2 separate regions of the Mus musculus genome follow, and region 2 is linked to region 1. Evidence: chromatin loops called from intact Hi-C (ENCODE). Cell type or tissue: left cerebral cortex. All regions are shown on one strand. Links, peaks and the distances in the headings refer to the core of each region. The heading gives the core; the rest is flanking DNA. Region 1 overlaps Ubiad1 (UbiA prenyltransferase domain containing 1). Region 2 has its middle 68 kb from the start of Disp3.

The links. Hi-C counts contacts between places; a loop is a spot of excess contacts. Peaks named below come from ENCODE experiments on the same cell type or tissue, not always from the same donor. Only the 100,000 strongest peaks of a DNase experiment are listed, where the experiment ranks them.
Region 2: it touches region 1 in a loop (2.3-fold over the local background); 2 of 42 quality-filtered maps call a loop at or near these places.

What each region holds. Positions count from the first base shown.
Region 1 is chr4:148,423,279-148,438,165 of GRCm38, reverse strand. It overlaps Ubiad1 (UbiA prenyltransferase domain containing 1), which reads left to right. Exons shown (of 2, transcript NM_027873.3): 2 at 1,524-3,671. The coding sequence ends at 2,011. Among named protein-coding and RNA genes, the nearest start is that of Ubiad1, 14 kb to the left of the region's middle. In left cerebral cortex, for the core only: CTCF peaks have their summits at 8,240 (motif pointing right) and 11,202 (motif pointing right); a DNase peak (open chromatin) is centred at 8,238.
Region 2 is chr4:148,348,475-148,363,361 of GRCm38, reverse strand. No RefSeq gene overlaps it. Among named protein-coding and RNA genes, the nearest start is that of Disp3, 68 kb to the right of the region's middle. In left cerebral cortex, for the core only: a CTCF peak has its summit at 10,470 (motif pointing left); DNase peaks (open chromatin) are centred at 5,803, 6,510 and 9,228; H3K27ac peaks cover 907 bases.

The DNA.
Region 1 (14,887 bases), core at 3,787-11,786:
GAGAGCCTGCAGTGGGCTTTGGCCAGTGTTCAGTAAAGAGAAGAAAATGAAAGTCAGAAAGCATGCTCATGGCTGAGGCTCATGTCACTTATTGGCTGCTGAGCTGAGAGCTGGATCTCTGGAGCATCCAGCTAGAGGTTAATTCTTCCCTAAGCAGAGCCCTGTCATGGTGTATAGGTCGATGAGTGTGAGAATAGAGGAGCATCGTGCTAGCCTGGCCTGGGAGGATGCAGGGACCATGTGCTCCCTAGTTCAGGGCGCTTCCTGGTGCTGGGGAGCTGAGGAGGCATGTCAGTCCTGCCTTGTAGGGATGCTGCATTCAAATAAAAAACCAGGGGCTCTTATTTGGTGCCAGCAGACACCAAGGTGTCTCACCAAGGTGAGAGGTGAGGTTGGCCATACTTTAGTCCTTGGTTCTTGTGTTTTTTAGATCTCCTGAAGACCATTGTCACCTGTCATTTTAGACTGGTTAAAATGTGATCAGATATCCTGAAGCTAAGCATTATAGCATCCTTAGATTCAAAGACTTCACAGGTTTCTGTAGCAACCAAAGTTTGAAAGATCATGTCTTTGGCCAGCTCCCACCACTGCACATGGCTTTACCTGTTCCAGTCTGAGTGGGAAGTACTCTTGAGTTAGAAGTGTTTGTTACTGTGGCTCTGTGTTCAGGTCAGCCCCAGGGCCAAGTACTGGGGAGCCAGCTATGACAAGCCAGATGCTGGGACTTTGAATCCAAAGACATAGGGTTGTTGACAGTTTGAGTGTGTGTTGGGAGAAAAGGTAAACCCGGAGTTTTAAAGATGCTGGGATAGGGTGAGAGGTTCTTACAAGATCAAAAGCCACCAGGAGGGTGTGGCAGTATTCCAGAGTAAGATGAGCCTGATTTGGACCTGGATGGAAGGCAGTGAGATGTGGTACAGTACTGGGGCTGGAGGGAGGGTGCTAAAGGAAGGGACTAGGTAGGCTTTGGCGCAGAGGGTCGCTAGGGGTGATTTGGTTTTGACTGATGAGACCCTCGGAGGGTACACTGCATGGTAACTTCCACTGTTTTCCTCTTTACGTGGGTGACAGCTTCTTTCCATGGAAGTTATAGGCTGTGAAATGCCATGGTGTTTCACTGGGGTCTTTCAAACCAGAAAAAAGACACAGAAAAAAGACCCAGGGGCGGTGGGGAAGGGGGGGCGGGCAGGAGAGGAGGCAAGCTGTACATTTTGCCTTGCAGGGCTGGAGAAGGGCAGAAGAAATCAATGCTCTGGACCATAGAACCTTTTGCATGTTCTTGGCTCCTCTCATCTCTGTGTACCCGGAGCTCTGGGCACTGTGTGGCTGAAACTTTTTTTTGGGACAAATCCTAAAAGGCAAACTTGGCGGGTACCTGGCAGTTGGACTCAGAAATCTGAGTCTGCATTGGGTCGTTTGGGGGTGCTCCAGTGACGGCTCACCCTCGTAGCCTCTCTTCAGACATGGTATTCTCTTGGACCAGCCCTTGATTTACACCGCCTCTCTGGCTTTTCTGGCCGCAGGAATTGGATTCAAGTATGTGGCCCTGGGAGACCTCGTCATCCTCATCACTTTCGGCCCGCTGGCTGTGATGTTTGCCTACGCTGTCCAGGTGGGATCCCTGGCCATCTTCCCTCTAATCTACGCCATCCCTCTGGCCCTCAGCACGGAGGCCATTCTCCATTCCAACAACACCAGGGACATGGAATCTGACCGAGAGGCTGGCATCGTCACGCTGGCCATCCTCATTGGGCCCACCTTCTCCTATGTCCTCTATAACACACTGCTCTTTGTGCCCTACCTAATCTTTACCATCCTGGCCACGCACTGCAGCATCAGCCTGGCACTGCCCCTGCTCACCATCCCCATGGCCTTCTCCCTTGAGAGGCAGTTCCGCAGCCAGGCCTTCAACAAGCTGCCCCAGAGGACAGCCAAGCTCAACCTCCTGCTGGGGCTTTTCTATGTCTTTGGCATCATCCTGGCACCAGCAGGCAGCCTGCCCAGACTCTGAGGAGACCAGCAACTCCCACCACAGCACAGCCCCTCCTCAGGCAGTGCAGAAGCCAGAGACTGAGAAGGGGTGCCACTGGCCAGGGTGGGTGCACAGCATAGGCTGCAAACTCCTGAACTTGTGTGTTGGGATTATCTTCCTAAAGATAACCTGCTCGTGATTTGTGTTCCATGTTACAGGGAAACCCTGAAGCCACTCTAGTGTCGTTCCTGTGTTATTTATAATCTCCACTAGAGGGTGTCATCAGGCCACTTTAGGATGGAAAGTCCATCTCCCCCTTGTCCTAGACAGAATGCCCTGACAGTTTGTGAAGGAGCTGTGTCCCAAAAGAGCCATAGTAACTAGGCATGGTACTGACCCGTTACCTTGGCACGTAGGAAATTGTACTAATTGGTGCCAGGCCCCATTTATACAGAGCGCTTGTCCCCTGAATGTGCTGCCTGCTAGAGAAGGGCCCTCATTAGCAAGGAGTGCTCCTGGCTTTTTGTGTAGTTGGTGGTTCAGATGTTTCTGTCCTTTATGTCTCCCTTCGATCCTCGCCACTGTGGAGGAAAGTGTCAGATCACCCTGTAGCAAGACAGTTAAGCCTGGGGCGGCTGAGAAAAGCACTCTGCTTTCAGTAAAACATGGCATGGTGGCTGAGGGAGCTGCTTCCCTCTGTAGACTCCACTAGGAAGGCAGTGATTCTGGGACCTGAAGTGGCAGTGGGATGGGCGTTTAAAGCCCAAAGGGCTTTGTCCCCTCCCAGCTGCCTCCCCTGGTATTCCTCTTGCCTACCCAGGATCTCTGTCCCTCCGTCTGTTTCCAGTGCCAGACTGTGGGCAACAGCAACACATGAGTCAAGGACACTTACCCCTCTCCACAGAGCCACAAGATGGGCAAATCAGGGACCTTCTGAATGTATGAGTCAGTGGACAGCAGTCCTGGCCACACTCAGCTGGAATGTGAGGCCCTGCCAGAGAAAGAACTATGAGCACGGGTCCTTCATCTCTCTGTGCTCTGATGCCTTGTTCAGAATGTGGCTTCAGTGAGGTCACACCCAAAGGACCAGAGGTGTCTCGCTGTCTTCTGTACCCTCTCTGAGTATAACATCTTGCATGGAGATGATCATACCATCTCCAGTGTGCTTTACTCTGATCAGCTGCCCTGAAGGGGGCTGCAGGCTCTTAGCCTGCAGAAAACCACCTTGAGTTAGCACTGGGTCACTTCCTTAGGAAAACATATTTAAATATTGCCCAGAGTTCCTCTGTAGTCAGGGTGGTTTGTCTACCAGAGTCCCAGAGCTTGAATCAGGGTCCAGAATCCTAGGAACAGGATGTTCTTTCCTGTTCTCCCCAGCGTGCTGGGTTTGTACGTCTGGTGCTTTTGAGTGTCCTGCCTGTGACCCTAGCTTGGGGCTGATAGTTGTCACCCAGAGCCTGGAGGACCAATGACTCTCACTGTTCATAAGGCGGGCCTGACACGTGGCTACCCTCATCAGAACTGTGTCAGCTGCTACACTGAGCTCTGGTGCAGATTTTAAATGCCTATTTTTATATACCATCCCCAGAGGCCATATTTGGTGCCACATTTTGTATACAGACCACCATAATTTGTATTATGTCTCCTGATTCAATGAAGGTTTCCTGTAGATTTGCTAATTAAAATAAGAGAAAACGTATGTCAGTGGCTTTGTTTCTTTGCTTTCCACTTGCTTTTCTTACTGGAAATGTGCAGAGACTTGTGGGAGTACCAGGCATGGTAGTGTACGATTTTCATTTCCAGCACTGGGAGTCAGGTTGGTGGATCTCAGGAGTGTGAGGCCAGCTAGAGATACACAGTGAGACCTCGTCTCCAAAGCAACATGTTATTGCACTAACCAGGACTTAGGGAGAAGTGCCATATGGTAGAGGTCACCTCATTACCAGTGATGAATTTGGGAACAGTTTGACCAGGGTTGATGGTTTTGTGACATCTTGCCATAAGTTTGACTCACCAGAAGGGAGCCTCAATTGAGAAAATGCTCCCATAGGCCTGAGCTGTAGGCAAGCCCATAGGGAAGCTTTTAAAGTTGGTGATTGATGCGGAAGGGCCCAGCCCATTGTGGGCGGGGCCAGCCCTGGGCTGAGAAAGCCACAAGGAGCAAGCAAGCCAGTAAGCTGCAGAGCAGCCCTCCACAGCCTCTGTCTGCATCAGCTCCCGCCTCCAGGTCCTGCCCTGTTTCCCAAAGATAAACAACAATGAGGAAGTATAAGTCAAGGAACTCTCTTCCTCACTAAGTTGCTTTGGACGCGGTGTTTCCTCACAGCATTGGTAACCCCACCTAGGAGAGGGGCCATTAGGAAAGGTGTCAGGGACCACTGAGAGCCAGCTGGCCAGACCACGTTAACCTCATTTCCCTCTATCCTCCCCTGCTTACGTTTTTCTTCTGCTAGGTCACCGTGCTGATGGATTAGGAGCATGTAGTAGATGGAGTGCACTTACGTCTTGGCTAGGCATTTGACGATATATCCTTATGAACGAGGCAGAGATACGTGCAGTGGATATCACTGTACTTAGATAAATTCCTGAGGCCGAACGCACCCGCGGGGGAGAGAGCTGACGGATCAGCATGTCAGCAGCACAGGGAAGGCAGCCTTCAGCAGCACATTCGAACAAGCCCCGTCCTTTGCCCTCTGCCCTTTGCCCAGCGAGACTCAACACCTGTTATTAACAACTGGACTAAGGCAGCCCAAATTGAAGCTCTCGGGAACCACGGAGGAAGAGCTTCTAGGAGGACTGATAATTAGGACGCTCGTGAATTAGAGAGCTGCTTTCACAGGTCAAGGGAGAATGCGAGCGTGAGTAAATGCAGAGCGATAGATACACTCAGGCCTCTCTCCCAGAATCCGGCCTGTGATTGAGAAGGAGGTGCCCTGTGACGGGGGGGGGGGGGGGGAGCAGATGTGGCTCGGTTTTAGAATGGCTCTAGGCTACATGGTCACACACCTTTACCACTTGAGTCAGATTTATTCTGCTCACAGAGCGGGTAGCAGGGAATCCAATTCCAGGCCCCTCGGGATCTTCGCCTGCCTGTAGGGTTGCTCACTGGGGATTCCTCAGTCTCGGGGGGGGGGGGTGAGTGGGGAACAGAAGTCAGGGATTTTAGCTAGGTCTTCAGTCCTTACCAGTTGTAAGGTTGCCTCTCTGCTATCTGATGCTGGGGTTCAGGCCTGGAATTCACCCTGAACCTTGAAGGGTTCAGAATGCTCCCACCGACAGGCACCATGGGCCCGTGGGGGATGCTGGTTCCTGCCCCCTATTTTCTACTCAGTCAACTGTTCTTTTCTGTGGTCTCCCTGTTCACCTCTGCTGCTCAAACCTGCCCTCCTTCCATACGTTTGCTGAACCCTCACACAGGGCCCCACCTAGAAGACCTTGGAAGCTCGGGGCTGGCCTGCTGTGGAGGGGAACGAACCATGAACCCACCATATGCCATCTTACTTCCTGTGTTAATAACCAACCACACTCACACTGGAACCTAGCCCTAACCTCAGACTAAGACAGTAATGACCTTGGTGAAGGTTGCCATGCTACAGGAGATACACAGGAAAGAGATTACAGTTCAGAACAAGGAGGCAGAAGCCCTGGCCATTCTTCACGGGCTGGACTTGAACTTGGACACCTTGTTTGCCTTGGAGAGACTCTGTGTGGAGACAGAGGACTTAGGTTTCAGAAGTACCTTTGACAGCATATGAAATGTAGAATGAATGGAGATATAGTTAGAAGCCAGCAACATTTCTAAGTGTGTGCACCCACACATATGCGTGTGTGTGTGTGTGTGTTACATGGGTAACAGCTGTAGCAGACATTTTATAGGTTCTCAATGTGGGAACCATATTTTGAAGGTGATATTAACAAACCGGATCTTGCCCCAGATGCATTTGGAAGAAAGATGAAGGCACACAAGACCACACTGGCCTGGAAAGGAGACCCAAGAGAGTTGTCTTGGGGAAGAAGGACTGGGCCAGGCATGTGGTATTCAAAGAGCAAAACCAGGACGTGCAGATAGGAGTTGCATGACCCGATGTAACAGCTCTTGTGTTAAAGAAACCTCTGTAGCTGTGAGTGGAAACAGAAGTTGGAGTGTTCGGAGCATCAACATGGGGGGTGAGTTTGTCGTAACTAAAGAGAAAAGCTGGTTCCTTGGCAAGAACGCTGAAGCAAAGAGTCACACCACAGAGAGGTTGACGGAGACAACTGGGCAGCCCTGGAGTCTTCTCACCCTGTGATTTGGCTGGTTCTGATAAAGAGTTGCTCTATGGACCTGCCCGTGAGGGTTGGAACCAGAGGGTACAAGAAACATGTCGACAGTTCAGCTTCTAAGTGTCATCACAGCTGCGACGACTGATACCCTCTTCCCATTTTGTTTGCCTTCCAAAAATTACATACAGATGCACACCCAGACACATCCCGTGCAGTTGACTTCACCCTCAATGGCCCTGGAAGGGAGGTGGCTGACAGCTGTTCTCCTCTGTGCCCACTGCTAATGGACTGTCAGCCTCTTTCATTACTGGCTACAGACCACGAAGGCTGGTGTAAGAGTGCCTCTGGCGAGACCTGGACTCTTGTGGTAGCCAGCTGACACTTGTGATCTGCCAGGACAGCAGAGGGTGGTGAAGCCCAGTGAGGCCCTGCCTGGGGGCCTGGCAATCACTGGACCCAGGCGGAGCTCATCAGCAGGGGCCGGCAGCTGTAACTGTGAGATGCTCTCCTACTTCCCAAGATGTAGAAGCACTAGAGGAGCCAGGGAACGTCTTGGTCACATGCTCCTGACCAAACTGTGTGTGTGGTGGGTAACAGGAAATTGCTCTGGGCTCTGTGGTAATTAAGGCATGCCCCAAAGTCCGCACTCCATGCTCCCGCCATACCCTTGCTTCTGTATTTCCCACCACAGCTTAGAATCGCCACCACAGTTAGAGCTAGAGTCATGGATAACAAGACAGCTCCAGTGTGTGTTCTGTGTCCGTTTGTTAGCGTGTTTAGTGTCAGTGTCCCCCAACAGGTGGCTGGTAGACAGGCAAGTAAGACTGTATTTCAGCACCTGCCCAGCACTAGCACAACTGACCACAGTGTGTTTCAACAACTGGCCATGGAGCACAGGCTTGCGAGTGGCTAGACCCTATGGGACAGGTTTACTGACCACACTGACATGCGTACCACATAGCTGGCTGACCCGCAGCAGTAAGGACAGGTGAATTCCACCCAGGGTTGGAAGTGGAAGGGGAAAATGACAGTAACTCTGAAGATCTCTTAAGGTCTAGCTCATGTTTCCGGAAACCTGTAAATAATTAAGGTGTTGGATAAATGACTGAGGGAATGTCGGGGATAACGATGGCATTTATTGCAAGCTCCCTGTGTGCCAAGCCTTGTTCTGGAGCTTACATATATTGTTTTAATGTTCCTAACAGCTCCATGAATAGGTTATTGAGGGCTATTTTTTCATGAGACAAAGACTAGAGTAAAGGGAGAAGATTAATTGTCCAAGTCACCCATCATTCAAACCTTAGTCTGTGCCCATGTGAATTCTCTCCCACGGCCTCTTGTCCTGTCTCCGCTTACCTCACAGTGTCTTGCTCACATGAGGACTCCAGCCACGGGTTCGTCCTTGCTGAGTGTGAGGTGTGAGGAAGGTATCGTAGGACTGATGGGTGGCCGAGGCCATGGAGGGCTGGACTCCCACGTGTCCTTCCCATGGCCACAATGCTATGAAGTTTCCCTAATGTGGGAGTGACTGGGCCAGCACCTGCAGGCCAAGAAGGTAGCTCCCCTCAGCGTGAGCCAGCCACCTTCCTCAGGGCATTCCAAGATAGGCAAGAGGCGGCCCGAGACCATGTGGAAGAGATGAGGAGAGAGGAAACACCAGGGCCCCTTAGGAGCTGCCTCCCGTCTCAAGACTGGCCTATAGCGTTTCTGTCTTCAAAGTGAGGTCCTCTGCCTTGGGCCTCCAGTTGCTCAATGGTGAGAGGAGAGGTAAGTCTACATTACTGTGGAGGTGGGAATGGGATCAAGGTTTCAAGTCAGAGCCTGCCAGGCTTTGATGACTGCTCAAGTCAGCTGGAAAGGAAGACCCATTCTCAAGTTAAATGTGGGCTCACGCCCACCCGTCCCTCCCTCCCTCCATCTGCCATCTTTTCTCACCTGGCCACTGAAACAGAGGGTCCCTAGAAACAGTCCAGATGCTTTGCCTGGTAAGAATGCAACCAGCCACCAGGGGGCGTCGGAGAGAAACTCCAGTCCACCTTCACAGGGATCAGGCTCTGCTTGACTTGTGAGAGTTCCTTGGGTATAGGCAGTGAGGAGAGAGGCCCCTTTGGGTGAGTGTGCTTCTATTAGGGAAAGGGGATGGACAAAGTCAGCCATGGAACAGCAAGAAGTGTAGCTCGCTGAGGGCGGAGATCAGCTGCAGATTGGAGCCAATCAGGAGGGGCTTCTGGGAGGAGATGACAATGGACTGAGCTCAGGGTTCTTAGGAGAAGTTAGCCAGGAGAGGTGCTGGTGACGTGGCCTACCTGTCCTCACAGCTGGAGGGTCGTCGCCACCCCCCTCACCCCCCGCCCTGCCTGCTGCTGAGACCATCCAGGGCACTTTTCCTTCAGTCTCTTCTGGTCACATAGCCAGACGACTGTAGCGTTGAGGCAGATGTGCCAAAGGTGCCCTTCTCAGTGCCAAGGTCAAAGCCGACTGAGGAGTGACTGATACCTTGCTGAGAAACAGTCAGAAGGAGACGGTAGCACATTTAATCAGCCCAGGCTGCCGGTGCTAAATCCAGATGAATGGCCTTGAACGATGAGGCCCAAGGAGAGCATTGCCAGAAGCAAGCTCCTGAGCCTGCATCTACCGAGGACGAGGGCTTCATCCCTGCTGTCCCTGGCTTTCTGCTACTTTGTTAGGCCTCTCGAATGGTTGCTATACGCTGGCATCAACACTCAGTTCTCTGTAGCAACCAAGGACAACCTATTCAGAGCCTTTCTTACAGAAGAGAGCCAAGCTTATTCTGGGGCCCGCTAGGAGCAATGGCGGGTAGAGAGGCTGCCTGACCTGCAGAGGGCCTTCTGGTGGGTACCTCCTAGGTTCAAGGCCACATCTTGGAGTACAGTCTGAGTTCAACAAGGCAAGGCTATCTGTAGAACGCCCAAGTCCGTTTTACCAAAGTTGTTAGCATTTCTTTAACCATGCATGTGCATATGTACAGATAGATCTGTGAGACCATTTGGATGTGCACGTCCCCCTCACTCTGTACTGGGACAGTGTCCCAGGTATTCAGAAAGCATCACAAATTCTTGGCACCCGGTGCAATGAGCTCCACCTTGTAGAACAATCTCAATTACCAGATAAGCAGTCTCCACGCTGCTCTGGGGAGGATGAAAAGAAACCACAGGGGCTGTGAGCAAATGATAGCCCAGAGCAGCTCCAGGCAGAGGCAAGGGGGATACAGTTGTTCTTTAGCCTGTCAGTTCAGGGCTGCGCCTGGCTGAATGCAAGGCCTGGCTGCTCTGCTGAGAAGAGTCTTTCCTCCCTGAAGAGAAACTGCAGCAGGAGAAGGATGAAGGCAAAGATAGGCAAATCCCTCAAGCGGGGCAGAACCCTAAGAATCTCTGCCTCAGGCCGTGTGGTAGATGCCGTGGAGCTATGAGGAAAGCCCCTGCCTCCTCAGGAGGACCTGTCTCCTAGAGGAAGCTAGGCCCCACTCTGGGACCCTACTGCCGGCTCCCGGAGTTGGGGGCATGGACCTCTCTTGTTGGTAAAGCAGTAGTGGCCTGTCACATGACCCAGTCATGAGAGCCACGGTAGCCAGGATTTGGGAGAACACTTGGGTCTCTCACCGAGTCCCCTTGTGTCCTGAGTTGATTATGGAATTTGAGTCGAGATATTCTGAGGGATCAGGCGATTCTGTCAAGGTCATTTAGCCACCATTGGGGGCCCCACGTAAAAGCTGGTTTTCTCCTGGACCCCAAATTCAGCACTTCCGGGGTTAAAGCCATCCTCTATGTCACTGCTCCGCTCTCTTTTGAAGGCAGGAGAGGAGGCATTGTTTGGTTTTTAAATATAAATCTCATTTTTCGCTTTACACGTTGAAAGAGCCACAGCTGCCTCTTTTGCCATTATCCCTCCCAGTCCCCACCCCCTTCATCTCCCCTCTCCTCCCTAACCCTGTCCCCAGTTCCCCTCAGCACACCTTTGCTCTCTGGCACCCAGGCAGCTTCCCAAGCTAGCTGCTCTGGGTGTTAGAGGACAGGAGGCAGAGTCAGGGCATAGGAACCCACGAGAGAAGGGGTGGGGGCTTCTCTTTGAGAGATGGATGATTTAGTAGTCACTGGCTTTATGTGGCTGCCCAGCAAGTCACCTCAGCCATCTCTGAGATCTGGAGCCAGCTTTAGACTGCAGCAGCCATGGGTGGAGACACCCATGGGAGTGAGTGCATGCTGACACATCTCACCCTCTGGCTCTCAATTCTTCTACCCTGTCACCTGGATTGGGTCCATACAAGCTGATTGTCACATTTGAGCAACGCCATGACCCAGTTTCCTAATGAGGAGAGTGAGGCTCTTCCAGCAGGGTTAGTACCTTGCTGACTGTGCCCTCAGATTCAGAACCCAAGAGCACAGCACCAGTGACAGAGCTGGGCTTTGGAACTGGGCCTTTAACTCCTTGCCCAGTGCTCTTCCCACTCTGCTCGGTGGCATGGGCCAGCATCTCTTCTGTATACTGTCATAGCCTCCAGAAGGCTGGAGGGGCCCCCCAGGACTCGTCTGAAACCAGGGATCAGCTCCAAACACAGCCAAGAGGCCAACATGCTCTGCCTCACAAGGCAACAGTGGCTTGAGATGGCTCCCCGGGCGAAGATAGGCGCCAACAAGCGAGGAGCCACCGATTGCACCGATTGGGAGATAATCTCCCTGAGAAATGATGGGGACCAGTTGCTTTGGCAGCTGCAGGGCTGCATCTGAGCCCCAGTGCTGGTGTGTGTGTGTGTACCACCCCCAGATCCACACCGCTATTGGCTTGTTGCAGAAACAGATGTTCTCAATTCTCTTTGTCCCTAATAGGCACTTAAATGCTGGAGGGGGAGCCAGCAATGGGGACAGAAATCATGTGACTATTTCAGGCTTTTTTTTTTTTTTAAAGATTATTTATTATTAATCCAAGTACACTGTAGCTGTCTTCAGATACACCAGAAGAGGGCATCAGATCCCATTACGGATGGTTGTGAGCCACCATGTGGTTGCTGGGATTTGAACTTAGGACCTTTGGAAGAACAGTTGGTGCTCTTAACCACTGAGCCATCTGTCCAGCCCCTATTTCAGGCTTTTTCTGGAAGGGTAGGCTTCTGCAAGACTTGGGGTCTGGGAGTGGGTGTGTCAGAGGATCAGCCCCCACCCTGAGTGCTTCTGGGAAAATCCTGGGAAAGCTACCATAGTAACAGTGGGCATTGGGTGCTGAGGACAACTTCTTAGAGGAGCTGCCTTCAACCTGTCATCGGGACTGGCCCCAAAGCTGAAGTCACAGGGAGGGAATGCTGGGACTTCTGGCCTCCTGCCTCCCAGACTCGAGAGGATTGGAAGGGGTCAAGGGCTGGTGAGACTGATGTCTTTTGTTCCATTCTCACTTGATCCTTACCTGTCTGTCCATCCATCTAGTGTGCACACATCACCCATGCATCTACTGAGAACATCCAGTATCTGGCAGCAGCATGCAGGTTTGCAGGTAAAACATTTCCCGAAAAAGGCTTTGCACCCCTTTTGCCTGCTGAGCCATGGCCATGATTTAATGGGAGCTTGGAGCCTTTCCTGCCCCTGAACAGCTCTGCATCAACCTGCCTCAGTGCCCTGAGCTCCACAATCCATCAGCCTTGAGAATGGAAGGTACCCCATTTCCCAGAGGTCCATGCTAAGATACTGGCATGCAACCGAGGAGATTCTCAAAGAGAAAAAACAAAAAACAAAAAACCACTACCACTGTGTCACGGTAGAGAGCAGAGGGTCAGGCCTGGACACTCAGTGAACAGGTTCCGGTGGGAGAAAAACGAGAAGCATCCACCCCATAGATGTTGCTTTGGGAGGGAAGATCTGAGGATGTCCCAGGAGCAATGGGGACTTACAGGGGTGGGAGGAGAGGGGTATCTCGTGGGGTGACCCAAAGCATGACCCACGCATTATTGGATGGTTTGCTTTTTGCCTGGAGACCCTCGAGGTAAGCAGAGACCTGTCTAAGAACAATCCAGCACAAGGGAGAGTTGGGGGAAGATTTTTATTATGCTCTACTGACCTGCAAAAGTGGGATGCTCAGAAATGGACCGACCTCTGTCACCACAAGCCCTGCCCCTGCAGATGTCAATGGGGCAGAGTAACAGGGGCAGAGGCTGCAGCTGTTTGGTTACCTTCCAGACCCCTGCAGCCTGCACTGTCTGTTGTCTTCCCCACCGGGCAGAGGACTGGTTACAGATGAGCTCAGGCCCCACTAGGGGCTGCCAAGGGCAGAAAGTAACCTGGTCCACCAGGACAGTTTTTATTTTGTTTTGCTTCAAGATAGGAGCTCACAGTGTAGCTCTAGCTGGCTAGATCTAGAAACATAGCTCAGGTTGATTGCTCTTGAACTTTCAGCAATCCTCCTGCCTCTGTTTCCAGAGAACTGGGATGACAGGTGCAACCATACCTGGCCAGTTTGCAAAAGAACCTAGTCACTGGGCCGGGGGCTGGGAGACTCTGTTCCTCTGTGTCCCTCATCTGATGGATGTTAGGAAGGTAATTAACTGACTGGGGAGGTGTCCAACAGGCAGAGACACCCTTGGTAACCCCTGACTACTTAATATTCAGAGCCCATGTTACCCTCTCATAGCAGAGAGTTTCTGGTGGTGGTGGGGGGAGAAATCCCATTGTGAAGTACATTAAAATTCACCTTAAATGATTTCCATAAAGACAATTATTATTATCGGTGATAATTCTCAGTGGCTGCCTGGTCTACTAAGTGCCAGACTTGTAGTGGGGGCTGGGGATGTTACGGCGGTAACTGCAGCCTGTGCCTCCAATCCCTGTGGCCTATACTCTTTATCTTGCTCCGGGAAGCACTGAGGAGTTCTGTCCAGCATCCCTGGAAGCCTCCTGGACCCTGTCCTGGTGTCCCCTCCAGTAACACAGCGTTAGACAGGAACGCAGCGATGGATAACATGTTCCTAACTCCCAAGAGACACGGGGTTGAATGAAGAACACCGTCTAGGAGAAAATTTGAGAAAAGCAGCCAGAAGCTCTCAAAGGCTGGATGACTTTGTCAGCTCTCTCCCCTTCCCCCCACCAACTCTTCCGCTCACTCCCCTGGCTCCTTGCTTGGGTAGTGTAAGCTTTACTTACTGCAGTGCTGTGGATTGAACCCAGGACCTCAAACATAGAAGGCGGATGCTCTACCACTGAACTATGTTCCCAGCCCATTTTGGTCAGAGATGGGCATATGAAAACTTAAGATTACAGAGCTCTGGGAAGCTTGACAGGTCAGGTACATCCCTGGCCCCAGACAGGATTCTGCTCCAACGGCCCAGCACAGTCAATGTCTTAACAGCAGCCTGTGTCTGGAGTCTGGGTCTCTGGCCTCTGAAGGCACATTCCTACTCAGAACTAATCCATAGTATTAGAAGTTAGGACAGCAGTTGCTCCTGTTGGGGAAATAAGAAGGGGACACCTGTGGGCACTGACTAAATAGGCATATTTGCTTGTCATGAAGGGGACAATTAAAATGTGAGTGTCCTACTGGAAGAATGGGACCCCTTCATGCAAAAGTTTTCCCCAGCACCCTTAAAGGTAGCTGTTCTTGCTCGAGTAGCTGTGGAATTATACCTGCTCTGTCAGGGCAGGGTGGCCCAGGGAGCAGAAAGGCTCATAATTCCCAGTGGCTTCCCAGTGGGATGTGGGACTGGTTTTCCTTTTGGGGCAGGCTGTGGCTCTACAGCTGTGGCAGGGTTCCAGGTCTCCACTCTTCTTCCTCTGCTGGGACCCAGATGTGTTCCTCCTCCCCCACTGCACGCGCGCGCGCGCACACACATACACACACACACACACACACACACACACACACACACACACACACACATACACACACACACACACACACACATACACACACTCACACACACACACACACACACACACACACACACACACACACACACATACACACACAGGTGCTCTATGTCACTGTGTAGCCCTGGCTGGCCTGGAACTTACCATGTACACCAGGCTGGCTTTGAACTCCTAGTTGTTCCTAAAGGCCTGTGTCACCACTCCCAGCCACAGAGTGCTTTTGTTTGGGAAGGATTTGATTTTGACAGTATGTGTGCTCTCCTAATGTTAAAGTTCCCTGGCAACTTCTGAGCCCGTACTTCTCAGCTTTGGAGGTGACATGGCCCTGGTGCATTCTGCGCAGCAAGGAAGTCATACGGGAATGAGGACAGAGCACAGTTGTCTCCGTCACTGCCCACCATCACTGCTCAGATTCCTTCAGTGTGCATTTCTCTCCTTCTGATGCCAGACTAAGGTTCTCTAGAGAAACAGAGCTGATGGGAAAGTATATGGTATTTATTAGAATGTCTTACAGGCTGTGGCCTAGCTAGCCCATCAATGTCTGTTTACCAACAGAAGGTCCAAGGATCCAGTAACTGTCCAGTCCATGAGGCTGAGTATCTCAGGAGGTCTTCAGTGTATGCTAGAATCCTGAAGACATAGGCTCCGGTGCCAATTGCCTTTCTTCACATCCAGAGCTTGAGTTGTCTGTCTTCTGCCTTCTGTGCCCTTTATATCAGCTGCCACAGAAGGTGTGGACCAGACCAGAGGTGCAGCTTCCCACCTCAGAAGATCTGGATTAAGAGTG
Region 2 (14,887 bases), core at 4,335-12,334, 75 kb after region 1:
AGACCTACCACCACTTACTGGGATCACTGTACCCCATTAAAGAACAGATAACCAGACTTCTCTGAGGCTGTTGGGTGCAGGGTCCAAGTCACGCAAGGATCTGCTGGTCATCATCCAGTTGGAAGAGCGGCAGATGGGAGCCCGAAGAGAGAAACCACACTGCTCAAGCTCTGAGCATGTGTGTCTCCACAGAGTTCATGGACCCTGGGATATGGTGTCAGCCAGGCCCAGCTCAAACCAAACCAAACCAATTGTTTTATGGTTGATTTCTCTGACTTGAAACAGTCTCTTCAGGAGGGAGGAGAGGCTCTTGAGGCTCCAGGGGTAAACAAGAGGATGGAAATTCAGAAACTGGAAAGATTCTCTCTTCCCCATCCCCCTCCTTTCCTCTCCATCCCCTCCTCCACCAGCTTCATAGGCAAAGTAGGCTGGGTGGGGAAGGAGACTTTGGGTAGATCTGAGAGGGTTTCTCAGATTTGGGGCTGCCTTGCAAGTTGTCACCCATGTGGAGTGGGCTTCCAACTCATCCCTGTTCCTGTCAGCCACCTCTGAGCCATTCCCCTGCCAGGAACCCCAGAATACTGTTGGCTCACCAAGTTGACTTGTGGTAGGGTCATTGCTTTGGACTGTTGTGGGTTCCCTTTCTGGAGTACCCTCAGGAAAACGTCTGTCAGGCAACACCAACCTGTGTCACCTCCCTGTGGGGTTGGGGTTGGGGTTGGGGTTGGGGTTGGGGTTGGGGGTGGGGGTGGGGGTGGCAGAAATGAACATCACCATTAAAGCCCAAGATGTATGGGTGGCAGACCTTGAGCTATCAGTTCTCGGGTTCAGTTCCTGCAAAGCTCTCCAGGTGTGTTCTAGAATGTGAATGGATGTCCATGGATGCGGGGCATGGGCAGATATGGAGGCAGCGGCAGTGCACACGGCATCTCAGACACCACCATCCACCCAGGAACACACACATCTGTCTCCTGATCTAGCAAACGCTCCATTATCTCTGTCATGAGTGATCTGGAGCAGTTCACAAGGGGCCAACAAACTAGGGTGGGAAAAGACACCATGTTAGGATGTATCCATGCACAGATCTGTCTTATGTGCATCCTGACTTTGCCATCTTGTGTCACAGAGGAACGTGAGACTGGTTCTCAGCTGCAGCATCTGGCAATGTGTGAAGGGTTAGTTATTCCTTGCTGTGGCAAAATGCCTGACACAAGCAATGAAGAGAGGAAGAGGGGAGGAGGGAGGGAAGGGGGAGGGGGAGAGAGGGGAGAAAGAAAGAGGGAGAGAGGGAGGTTTGTAAGGGAGGAGGAAGGTGGAGAGAGGGGAGGGGAAAGAAGGAGGGGATGGGAGGGGATGGGAGGGGATGGAGGGAAGGAAGGGAGGAAGAGAAGGAGACAGGGAAAGAGGGAGAGAAGGAAGGAGAGAGGGAGGGAGGAAGGAAGACAGGAGGAAGGGAAGGATGGGAGGGAAGGAAGAAAGGAAAGAAGGAAGGAGGGAGGGAAGGAAGGAAGGAGAGGGGAAAAAGGGGAGGGAGGGGGAAGGGAAGGAGGGGAGGAAGGAAGGGAGGAAGAGAAGGAGACAGGGAAAGAGAAAGAGAAGGAAGAAAGGAGGGAGGGAGGGAAGGAAGGAAGGAAGGAAGGAAGGAAGGAAGGAAGAAAGAAAGGAAGGGAGGAAGGGAGGGATGAAAGAAGAAGGGAAAGAAGGAAGGGGCTAGTTAATTTTGGCTCACAGTTCAAGGGGATACAGTACACCAGGGAGGAAGGGTGGCAGCAGGAGCCTGAGGCAGCTGGTCACACTGCGTCTGTAGTTCACTTTTCCCCATCGCTTTTTACTTAGAACCTAAGACCACAGGATGCTGCTGCCGATGTCTATATCTGACATGGGTCTTCCTGCCTCAAAATTCTGGAGGCCCCCCACCCCCTGCCCATACCCAGAGGTGTGTCTCCTGAGTGGCTCCAAATCCACTTCACCTCATACCTCTCACACATCAGAAGGAAACTCCCATCAGACAGGCCTCTGGGGTTCCCATGAGCAAGATACCACACACCTGCCAATGGCTCCTGGATCCACGCCATTTTACCAGATGACACGGAGGACTGGCCTCTTTGAGATGGCCCCAGGCAGAGAGGGTTCTACAGCAGCTCCAGACTGAGGACTAGCAGTCCGGCAGCTCAGATCATGTGACTCAGCAGATCTGGGTGACAGATGGATCTGTGGTGGAAAAAGACGCTCTGAATTTATGGCAAGCACCAAGAGAAGAGTGGCAACACGGATCCCCAGGGTTCTGGAACAAGGCCCTGCCATCTGGAGTAGAAAATTATGCAGTGTTTGAAAAATAGCTTTCACGTGGGGCTTGGGAGCTGTGGAGCCAGGTTCAGCCTGATAGAGAGAGCTTCGGGGTGACGCTTCATGAGCACGGAGGGCTGAGGACACAGCCACACACAGATGAATTATTGTCACCCAGTGCTGAATACTGTTCTTAACATCTTAGACGCACGTTAAGGTCTCCTCTGGCTGCCAGACAGGGGTGCTTTCACCAGGCTACGGAGTGAATCTCTCATTAAACTGTAAACTGTGCCTGCCACCTGGCCATTTATTTGATACCAAAGGCCGGAATGCCAGGAAAGAGTCACCATATTACCAGAGTCATTGACTTAATCAACCAGAGGAGAAAATAGGATGGCTGTCACATACTATGGGGGTATCTCTTGGTGTCTTTAAGCCCTCAACTCCCTGACTTTATATTTTATTTTATTTTATTTTATTTTATTTTATTTTATTTTAGTTTAGTTTAGTTTAGTTTAGTTTGTGTATATGGGTGTTATAACTGCATGTATGTATGTATGTATGTATGTATGTATGTATGTATGTATGCTCTACATGTGCCTGCTGCCTGCGGAATTCAGAGAGGGTGTCACCAGGAACTGGAATTTTGGATGGAATTATGTGGGTGCTAGGCGCCAAACTCAGGTAGCCTCTGCAAGAGCAACACATGTTCCTAACCACTGAACCATCTCTCCAACTGCCAAGATGCTTTCTGAGATAGCATCTTACTATCTAGCCCAGACTTGTGTCAAACTAGAAACCCTCCTGTCTCAGCATCACAAGTGTTGGGGCCACAGGCACGCACAACCTATTCCTGGCTTCTCCTTTGCCCATTTTTCAGTATAAATAACTAATTCTGCAACTACAAACTGAGAAGGGCGTGATGAAGGGATGCTGGTGCACTATACATGAGCATGGCTCAGCTAGAAGCCGGGCTCTAAGGTCGAGGGGCCATTGGAGGGAGTCAATGAAATTAGCCTTGAGACAAGAAGCCATTACACAAAGCTGTAATTCAACCCACTGGGGCTGCAATTCCCTTCTCTTTTCTTCCACTCCTCTTTCTCCTCTTCCTCATTTGCCTCCTCGCCCCTTCTCCTCCCTTCTCTTCTTCCTCCCTCCCTCCCTCCCTCCCTCCTCCTCCTCCTCCTCCTCCTCCTCACTACAGTTTAGAGGTTTCAATCCATCCTGGTGGGAAGGTGACTGGTGGAGCAGAGCTGTGGACATTGTAGCAACCAGAAAGCAGAGAAGGTGAGTGTCTGTGTGGAAGAGGGGGCTCAGTGGGTAAGGGACCTTGCCGCCAAGCCTCACAACATGAGTTCAGTCAAGGTCGCCCATGATGGAAGTCCATGATGGAAGCCTCCCGTAGCTTCTCCCTCTGTGAAGCAGGGTGTTTCCCTCAGGGTTACACCCTGTGTTACTTGATGCTGTGACAAAATAACTGGATGAAAAGAAAAAAAGGGAAACTGAGGCTCAGAACACTGTCAATCAAGTGCTTCCAGTTACAGACAGGAGTAGAATCAGGTGTCAACTCAAGTCTGTTGTGACCAAAAGATGGTGCTGGAGTAACTCAGGAGTCCTGGTGGTCTGAGGCTCCCATGAAGGATGAAACCACTCGGTTCATTTTACTGGTAGGTCACCTTTTAAAAATATTTTATTTTCTATTTTACGTGGATGGGTGTTCATCCTGTGTGTGCCTTGTGTTTAAGGGCGTTAGATCCTCTAGTACTGGAGTTAGAGCCATTGTGTGGTTTCTGGGAATCAAATGTAGGTCCTCTGGAAGAGTGAGCAGGGTTCTGAGCCACTGAGCCATCTCTCCAGCCCTCCACCAGCCAGTCATAGGATGCTGTTCTCAGAGAATGTGCTGTCCCTGCAGAGGGCTCACAGGGCTGATGGGAAATGTCATGGAGACTTCCAGGTGAGGTCTCCATCCCATGCCCCTCTCTGCCTCCTGCTCTGTGCCTGCCTGTGTCCCTCCATCTCACCTGCTCGTTCCCATCTGTTGGGTTCAATAAGTAGCTTCAGGAGTCTCTTTCTCCAGTGTCCCTGTCCCTGCCTTAGTACCAAGAGCTTGAAGGGACCCCACTGTGATGGTATATTCCAGTTGGTACCCACGTCAGCCCAGCTTGGGGGTTCGGAGTTAATAATTTTTGACTGCGTGTGATTTCAGGCAGATGACTCAAGCTCTTTGCTCTGTCTTCTTCCTGTTCTCCTCTTCCCCCTTCTCCCCCTCCTTTCCTCCCTGCCCCCTCCTCCCCTCCTCCCCCTCTCCTCTCTTCTTCCCCCTCTTCTTCCCCTTCTTTCCCCTCTTCTTCCCCCTCTCACCTCTCTGTTTCTTTTCTCCCTGGAATTCTCATTTGTAGATCAGGCTGGCCTCGAACTCACAGAGATCTTTACCTCCGGAGTGCTGGCATTAAGGCCTGCACCACCACTGCCCAGCGAGCTCAGTCCCCTTACCTTCGTGGAACAGAGGATATGCATGAGGTCCCACCCCTTTCTGATTCTCACTTTCTCCTCTGATCTCTCCAGACTAAGGGAGACTTCATTTACATTTCAGAAGAAATGCCAGACTCCAGGCTAGATCAAATATCTTCTGGATTGCTTAAGAGGGTGTCTGGGGCTTTTCTGTCATAGCCTGTCCTCCCCTCTGGTGACTGGGGGAAGCCAGCTGTCTTCTCCTCTGCTTCTCCCCCTTTTCTCCCCTCTGGCTCTGCCCTCTCCTGCTCTCCCAGCATCTCAGGGGTTTCAGCTGGCACCGATCTTCATTGTGTTCCTGCAACTCAATTGCTCCCCGATCTCCACGCACGGTTTGTTGTTGCTACTTTTGATTAAATTTTGAATCTCTCTTCTAGTTTATTTCTCCTGGGTAACCTGGCTGGCATGGGGCAAGGAGAATATGGAGGTGACTGAACTTTAGGGGGAAGTCCTGATGAACTTTGGGAAGTCAGATGATGGGAGTGGTGGGGGATGATGGCCGTTTGTGATTTGGGGTAGTGGCGCCTGATACTGTAGATATCCAATGTCCATGTGCTGGTGAGGGGCTCCAAGCCATTATGATTTTCTGGCCTCTCCTTGCCAGCTCCTGCCTGAGCCCCATCTCCCCAGTCTTATTAGTCCTTTGGCAGCTTTGCCTGCATGCCCCACGCGGCAACAGACACCCTTGCTACTCAAGGCTCAGCCTTATAGCTCTGCTTGTCCATTATTGCTGTCACTGGAGTTCCCAGCAATCACCCATCAGTATGATGGCTCCCAGCTGGGCCGGGGGAGGTCGTGGGCAGCTTCAGCCTTTTCTACATGTCATTCTCACGTCAGCCTTACAGGAAAGGAAGTGCCCAGCATGCTCCAGAGATGAGAGGCTGCTCCTGGGCGAGCATCCTGAAACGCAAGGTCCCATTGATCTGAGTAGTTCTGTGACCACACATCGCATTAGACCGTCTGTCCCTTTGGTCTGCTGTGATCTAGGCTTCTTGTCCTTCTTGTAATTGGCATTTTGAAGATTCCGCATCTGATGTCTTGTAAAATGCCAGCGACCTGAATGGGTCTGATTGTTTCCTCCTGATTCGGTTCAGTTCAAACGCTTTCGGCTGTGAATACTAAATAGGGGATGTCATGTCCCTGTTGCAGCATTATCCAGCGGGGCATGTAATGTCCCATTTGTCTATTTTTGGTGACCTACATTGGATCAGTGGTGAAGGTGATGGAGGCCAGATTGCTCCTCTGGGGACATCATCGCTTCCCATTTGTAACAGACTCGTAATCTTGGTGATATGGAGAGGCCTATGAATATCCTACAGTACCCACTGACTGCTCACCTGGTTGGGGGCTGGAAGACTCATTTGTCTCTTAAAGGGCCAGTGCTTCTACTGGCGTAGGGTTGATATGCAGACTATACAGGGGTCTAGGTGGTTTGCTTTGTCAGCATGACAGCCAAGGTTTATGCTTGCTCGCTTGTCTCAGACGTTTAAGAGCAAGATTTTCTTTTGTTGTTTTTGACTACAGGGATTGGCTTTTCTGCCCAGAGAGCTAGTCTTCCACCAGCTGGAGAATCTTGGATTCTGAGGGCTGCCCAGTGTGTTGGCTGCTAGTCCTCTAGGTCAGCCAGCTGGCAGCGTGTGTGTGTGTGTGTGTGTGTGTGTGTGTGTGTGTACACCTACTGGGTAGGAGGATGTATAGGAACTTGAGACTCAGAAGTAGCACATCTGGTATGTGCCCGGAAGCTGCAGGGTGCTGGGCTCTGGCCTTGGTTTCCATGGCAATGGGCAACCTCCTTCTGCAGTCTGCTTCTCTCTAGACCAGCTGATGGTGATAGGGTTGGGGATTCTGGACCAGCGACAGGAGGTGGGGAGTAGGCTCCATCAGACTAACACTGAATAGCTTAGGGTGGAGGAACTCAAACTGGCTGGTGGATATCAGAGAAAACAGTCTTTGGCAACAGTCCCTCTCATTGTGTTACAGGGACCCCAGGAGACCCCCCTTTTACTGCAGAATGGATTTGAACACTAGCACAGCTTATAGCTACATCCAGATGGCAACGAGTTCCATCATCTTTGCTGTGACTCAACCGAAGCACTGAACCCTTGACCTGTTTCATGTTTGGTCTTGACCTTTAATGTACGTGTGTACATCACGTCTTGTTCCACACGTCAGACGCTGGAGGTTACTATTTATCCCACCATATTGGAACAGAACTGAGGCTCATACCGAGGGCACGTGAGGGTCATATGGCTGCCCAAGGGTGAAGCTGTAACAGACACTCAGTGGAACTGTGATGCAACAGCGAACATGAGGAGCAATGGCTGGCTGACTGGGCTGTGTGGGCAAAGAGAAGGCTCACACGTGGCTCAGGCCACGCCTCTCCAGCACCAAGGCATGGTCCCAGAGGTACAAACTCAGAGGTTCCCTCTTCTTCATTCACCAGTGCTATCAAGGGAATTTACACCAAGCAGTGGTCCCAGAGATGGGTGTTTCTATCTGAAAGGCAAGGAAGTGACTCACTAGACATCTAGGAAGACCCTCTTTCTTCCTTCTTCCTGCTCCCTAGAATGTAGTTGTGACAGACAGAGCAACATCAGCCACAATGAATGAAGAAACCTTGATGGTGGAGCAGAAACACAAAGACCTAAAGTCCCAACAGCTTGATAGAAAGCCCTTTCTAGCCCAATAGCGTCTACATCTGGACTTTTGTGCATGATAGAAACCCTAGTGTGTCTGGGCTACAGGGTCCTGATAATTACAGAAATGGCTATTTGTATGCAGTCCATCAAATGAATAGTATATCAAGAAAAGATAATCTTCTAAAGATTTCAAGACTGTGTACGTGTATGCATCCATCCATCCATCCATCCATCCATCCATCCATCCATCCATCCATCTACAAACTGTTTTACCTATCCACACACTCATCTATTCATATATCCATCTACCCACCCACCCATTCATCTACCCAACAACACAGCCACCCTAAACCGTTCATCCATCCATCCATCCATCCATCCACACATCTATCCATTTACCTACACCATCTACCAACCCTCCCATCTGTCCATTCTGCCCATCTCCCCCAAACCACCAAAACTATCCATCCACCCCAAACCATTTATTCACTGAGCCAACATGTACTGAGGGTTCCATGTTTTAGATATTCTGCCTGATTCTGGGGACAAAGAAATAAAAGACAGAACCTTCTTCTGATCACCCCTGGGTGAGCGGATGGTCATGTCATTAGTCCATCTGAGAAATCAGAGGCCCAAGGAATCTGGGAAGGTTAGCCATCTAAGCTGGGGGGCAAGAGGACCATGGAAAGTGTCCAACTTGAGGGGACTTTTTGGCCCTAGGACAAATGGGAGCTATTGGTGGGTATATAGAGGGGGGAAGATACTGGGGATGGAGGAGTGTGTTTGCGAGACTAGAAGCCAGAGCTGGCATGTATGACTTACTGTTGGATGACTGCAACCATAGGGGTGTAAGAGGGCCCGGGAGGCCGCAAAGGTGGGTACTGCTGTGGGGCTGGTCACTCTGAGGTACCCATGGCAGCTTCCTGCTTCAGTAGCTCCAGTTTTGCAATTCAGGGAGACAGGAGAAGAAAACTTTTTTTTAATCAAGTGATTCTGGAGGCCCAGAGGTGGCAGGCACATGAGTATGGCCGCGGAGCCTTTCAGAGACATCTTAGAACTCTAGCTCTAGTCCTGGACCTTGTCTCTAGTCCAGTCCTTGCCGATCTGGCCACGGGAGGGACTAGGAGCCACGTGCTGGCTCCCTGGCAATCATATTTCCTTTCAGCTCACTTCTCTACTTCCTCTGACTCCAGCCATGGCCTGTGTGAAGCAGTCTGTCCTCCCCCTCACCATTGCTCCTCCATTCCTCTAGTACAGCAGCAAGACTTTCTTTCAGGCCTTTGAGGTGTGCCACAGGCTCCTGGCAGCTTCTTTGGGGCCAGCTGGACCGTCCACCATACTGCCGGGTTTACTTTTCCGGTGCCTTCCTGAACCACGGGGTGGGCCTCTCTGCTGCAACTGACAGCCATTCCTCTTTTAAAAAATTTTTAAAAACCCATTCATTTATTTATTGTGTATGTGTATGCACAGCACAGCATGTATGTAGAAGTCAGAGGACAATTTCTTGGAGTTAATTGCCTCCTTCTACCATGCGGGTCCAGGGACCGAACTCAGACTGTAAAGGGTCAAGTGCCTTTACACACTGAGCTGTCTCACAAGGCCCTAATTCCCTTTTCTCCCTCCAGTGCAGCCCCCCACCCCCTGGGCCTCTGGCTGAGGAACAGAGGGCAGCAGAGCAGCAGTGTGGAGACTGGAGCCTCACCAACTCTCTCCACCAGAAGGACTTGGTTGCTACAGTGACGAGCCTTTGTTCCCAGCTTCCCAAGGACACACCAGCCCAGTGCCCTAGGCTCCCACAAGTTCTATTTCCTTGTCTGCCACCCACACAAAGGCCTTGGGTACAGCTGGGCATGTACTCTCATGGTGGAGACATCAGCAGGGACCGAGCCCAGGATCCAGCCTGTTGCTCAGGCACTCTGAGCCTTTTGTATTATTATCTTGCTGTCCTGCCTCGCTGGGGCCAGAGGAACCTGCTCACAGCTGTGTCCCATGTCCTTATTCCCCTCCCTGCCTGCTTGCCGTCTGGGGGCATGTTGAGGGTAGTAGGGGTCAGAGCATCATGCCAGGACCAGTGTGGCTTTTGGAATCAGACTTCAGAACACAGACGAGAGCCCTAGACATCCCTTTTAAAGGCACATCCCCGGTGACCCCATGGAATCAGCTCACTCAAGATCCAGTGACACCACCAGCTGTGAACGGAGCCTTTAACACCTGAGCCCTCGGAGGGGACACTTTATAAGTAACGATAACAAATGTGCTCGAAGGCGGGTCCCAGTGCTTGTCTTGAGGCTGGGCTGGCTGCTTTCACTCGTACTTCCGGTATCATAACAGCAGCACGAATAGCTCTCACAACCACTAGCTCACGGCAAGCACACAAGCGGGGAAGGACTAATGATTTTATTTGAAAACAGCGTTATTGAATTCCCTTCACATCCTATAAAGTCGGCCAGCTCAAGCACAGGACCCAGTGTTTTTTACTGGACTCAGCGTCACGCAGCTATCGCCATTTTTTCTTCTCCCACTGCGTCCCAGCCCCAGGCAACTGTTAATGTTTTTCCTGTCTCCTTGCATTGTCCTGTTCCGGGTATTTCATATATATGGAAATCACGCTGTGTGTGGGATTGTAAGACTAGTTCCTTTTACGAGTGCTAAGCTTTCCAGCTCCTGGTCTTGTTATTAAAAAACCACCAGTAAAACCCCATGTTATCAACTGTATTAGGAGGGAATAATAGTTGACAGACATAATGCTACACTCCAGTAACCCCAGACCTTGGAGGCAGAGGCAGGAGGATCTAAGTTTGAAGCCAGCTTGAGCTACATAGTAGACCCTGTCTCAAAAAGGTCCAGTAGCGACAACAACAACAAAAATAGATAATAAATAAAAAATAAATAAATAAAATGGGCGGGAGAGGTGGTGAGTGAGTGGCTAAGAGTGCTTGTTGCATTGACAGAGGCTCTAGGTTCAGTTCCCAGCACCCACTTGACAATTCACAACCATCTCTAACTCCGGTTCCAAGGGAATCTTCTGCCCTCTTCTGGCCTCCTTGGGTACTGCATGCATGTGGCATATCCAGGTGCAGGCAAACACTCATACATGTAGAATACTCTTATAAAAGAAAGAAATGATAGCTAATGTTTGGGAGACAGTGTGTTTGTAGTGGTGGGGGCGAGGTGCTGGATAAGAAGCAGATAACCCCGGGCTGGTATCAGAAGCCTTAAGATCTGGTTCTGCTTCTGTCTTTCTCTTGTTGGGGTCTGTGAGATGGCTCAGTGGCTAAAGGCACTTGTCACTGACTTCTCTGGATGATCTTGTGTCGGGCCATGGGTTTGTGCGAGTCATATGGTGAAAATGGAAAGAAAGAGATCTTGGCAACTGTTCTTCTTTCAGGTGGGAGCACCAGAAGATCAGGGCATCAGGAGGTGGGAGCACTAGGAAGTGGGAGCACTAGGAAGTGGGAGCACTGGGAAGTGGGAGTACTGGGAAGTGGGAGCACTGGGAAGTGGGAGCACTAGGAAGTGGGAGCACTGGGAAGTGGGAGTACTGGGAAGTGGGAGCACTGGGAAGTGGGAGTACTGGGAAGTGGAAGTACTGGGAAGTGGGAGCATCAGCAGGTGGGATGACCGGAGAGAGAAACACCAGGACAAAGGCTGGCTTCACCGTGGCACTGGCCCTTCTGCTGCCATCTGCCTCAGAGTCTCTCGGGTCTCTTTGACCAGCTCCTGGAGCACAGAGGGGATTTCTGGTCAGGTACATCAGTGGGATCCTAGAAAGACTCCTGTTTACCAGGTTGTTCCTCACTGGCTGCAGGGCTGACATTCACAGCCAGCTTTTGTCTTCCTACATGTACAATGAATCAAATCAGGGCTGTCTAAAACCATGTGCTACCGAGCAGGAGGCATGCATGCACGCGAAACCACCTGTGTCCCTCAGGGGAACGAACGACACTTAGTTTGTTTTGAGACAGGACTCGTATAGCCCAGGTTGGACTCAGATTCAATTTGTAGCCAAGGATGACCTTGTTTGTCTTTTTTTTTTTTTTTTTTGAGAAATTAAAAAGAAAAAAGTTTTGTGTGTGTGTGTGTGTGTGTGTGTGTGTGTGTGTGTGTGTGTGCATGATGTGTGTGGAGATCAGAGAACAATTCTGCAGTGTCATCTCTCTCCTTACACACTTGTGAGTGTTGCAGGGTTCAAACTCGAGTCCTCAGTTACTCACTGAGTCAACCTGCCAGCCTGACCTTGAACTAACCTCTTGCCTCCAATTTCTGAGTTCTGGTGTACACACCATTTACATGCATGTTCATACCATTTACATATATGTACACGCCATTCACATGTATGTACATACCATTCATGTGTATGCCCACACCATTCACATGTATGCCCACACCATTTACATGTATGTACATATCATTCACATGCATGCACACACCATTCACATGTATGTACACACTATTTACATGTATGTATATATCATTCGTATGTGTGTAACACACCATTCACAGTTTATGTGGTACTGGGGATCGAACTCAAGGACTGGTGCCATGCCCAGGCAAACACTATGTCTTTGAATGAGATGAATCAGGGTATCAATATTTATTTATTTATTTATATCCCAGATGCTGCCCTCCCTCCCGGTCCCCCCCAGCCCCTGGCCCCCAATGAGAGTGTAAAAGCTGAAAGAGAAGCAGGTTTCTCAAGATGTGGAGTCCCAGCCCCTCCCTCCTCCATGTTCCCTGATGTTGTACAGGTGGATTTGAGGACAGGTCACCAACAGTGGGAGTTGTTGGAGCAGGACTGACTGCTTGTTTATTCTCTCGATTCCTGCTCGGAACACTGTGGTCTCCTGGCTGGACCATCTATCTTGGTGGAAACCTTTCCCGAGATTTATCGTCCTGTTCCTGCTGGCTGCAGACTGTGGGAAGGTAAAAAATGTCCTTTTTGAGGCAATAAAATATAAAATGGAACCCAATTTCTCTCCAGGGTAAGAATCATTATGTTTGACAATGGCTGTAAAGTGGGTAACGGTGAGGGGTGGGTCCAATGCTGCAGCCAGGGCGGGGGAGGGGGAACAGAGGCTCACAGGATGGCATGGCAAACTCACCAAAGCGGCTTGGAAAATATCTAGGGGTCAAGGATGCCACCCGTCTAGTGTCTGGTACCCTCTGGGACTGGGGCCCAGGAAGTCCCCATGTAGACCCACTACTTACGCATCTGCACAGGACAGGGATACATAGGGTCATCTTTTTTCTGTTTCTGCTACGATGGGGAGAGAAGAAACGTGCTCAATTAAATGCAACGAAATTAAATTGAATGTTAAGAGATTCAGATTTGTCTGAGAGACACCGAGAAACCAGCCACGTTTTAAGAGTTTGGGTATGTGTGTGTTTGTGGTTTTTTGAGATATATCTTATAAAGCACGTATCTTAAAGGTACAATTGATTTTTTCCACCCACACACATTCACATAACTATCACCCATCTTAAACACAGAACACTGTAGCAGTCCGAACAGCTCCTGTGCCCTTCCTCATAAATGCCACCCAAGGTAAAGGCCTCGGATTCATTTTCTCTCTGCCCCTGAACTTCATGTGATTGTATCATACCATAAATACACTTTTGATTTTCCCTTCCTTTTCTTCTTCTTCTTCTTCTTCTTCTTCTTCTTCTTCTTCTTCTTCTTCTTCTTCTTCTTCTTCTTCTTCTTCTTCTTCTTCTTCTTCTTCTTCTTCTTCTTCTCCTCCTCCTCCTCCTCCTCCTCCTCCTCCTCCTCCTCCTCCTCCTCCTCCTCCTCCTCCTCCTCCTCCTTCTTTTTCATTGTGTGGGAGGGTAACTTGCAGGAATCACTTTTTTTTTTCTTCTTCTTCTTCTTCTTCTTCCATGTGGTTCTGGGATTTGAGGGCAGGTCACGAGTTGTGGAGGCTAGCCCCTTTGCATGCTGAGCCTTCTCTCTGGCCCTGGCCCTGAATTTTCCCTCCCTTTCGTGATTATTGTCGTCAGGATTCACTCACGCTGTTCTGTGTGGAAGCTCCTGCTCTTTCATCTGAGATTGTTATTCCTTGTCACAGTTCACAGCGAGCTCGTTCTTGCTGCTGGTGACAGGCAGCCTGGTTTGGGGCTTTCACTGGGTAAGCTGCTCCTACCGTTCTCACGAGGACACACTTTCAAGCGAAGGGTTGACGTGATTAGAACATGATTAGATGGCTTCTTTTTGACTTTTGCTCCTTCTAATTTTCTCTTTTTAAAGAGCTCGTCTTAGATCCATAGAGAAGTTGAGAGGCAGCAACAGAGGCTTTCTCTATCCACCCCGCCCCCGCCCCCCCAAATGCACAGGGAACCTGCTCCCTCCTCAAACCCTTCACATGGGCATGTGCCACTATAAATAACTCCAGGGGTCTCTCTCAGTGGTGTGCATGCTGTGAGTGGCAGGCACCTGTGTGCATATGGTGCATATACATACATACATACATACACACACACACACACACACACACACAAGGAATGTATATACACACATATAAAATATATACATATAAAAATAAATCTTAAAAACCAATAAAATGTATTTTCTGTGTGTATGTATGTGTTTGTGTGTACCTGTATGTATGTGTTCATGTGTGTGCATGTGTGTGCATGTGTGTGTACGTGTGTGTGTACGTGTGTGTGTGTGTGTGTGTGTGTGTGTGTATGTGTGCAGGCACATGTTACATGTGAAAGCCAGAGTATCTCAGGTATCTTACTTCATTGCTAGCTACTTTTAAAATTTTTGTTGTTGTTGTTGTAGTTGCTCACTGACTCTGCCAGATTGGCTGACCAGTACACTCCAGTTCCCCCTGTCTCTGCCTCCCCAGTGCTGAGATCATGGCTGCTCACCAGGTGCTGACTTTTAGACAGGTGCTGGGGATGAACTCAGGTCTTCATGCTTGTCAACAAGAACTGGGGAGCCACCTGCCCAGCCCCACAGAGAGCTCATCTATTCTTAGTGATGAGTTCTGTTCCATCGTCCGTATGTCCCATGGTTTGCCCATCATTCATCTGCAGGATGTCTTCTTGGCTGCTTTTAAGTTTTGACAACAGTGAACAAGTCTCGTTGTACACACCTGTGTGTAGTTTTGTGTAGTCACACATTTTCAATTTTTCTGGTGATTCCCAAGGAGTGGGATGCTCTCTGTCTGTATTCAGAGTGTTTAGTTTGGAAGGAATTTGCCAAACTGGCTTCTGGGATAGCTGGCTGCACCTCTTTGCTGTACCAGAGTGTCCCTTTGCTTAGAATTCAGCCTTTCTAACAGTTATATAGCTGGTTCTTATTTTTCTTATTGCTGCTTCATGTTTCTAACTTTTTTTGTGTGGAAGCTTTCAAAACATTGAAAAAAAACCTAAAATCAAAATGCAACTGTACAGTATGGATGGTTTATGCAAACACAGATTGCCCAGAACCCATGATTTAAAAAAAA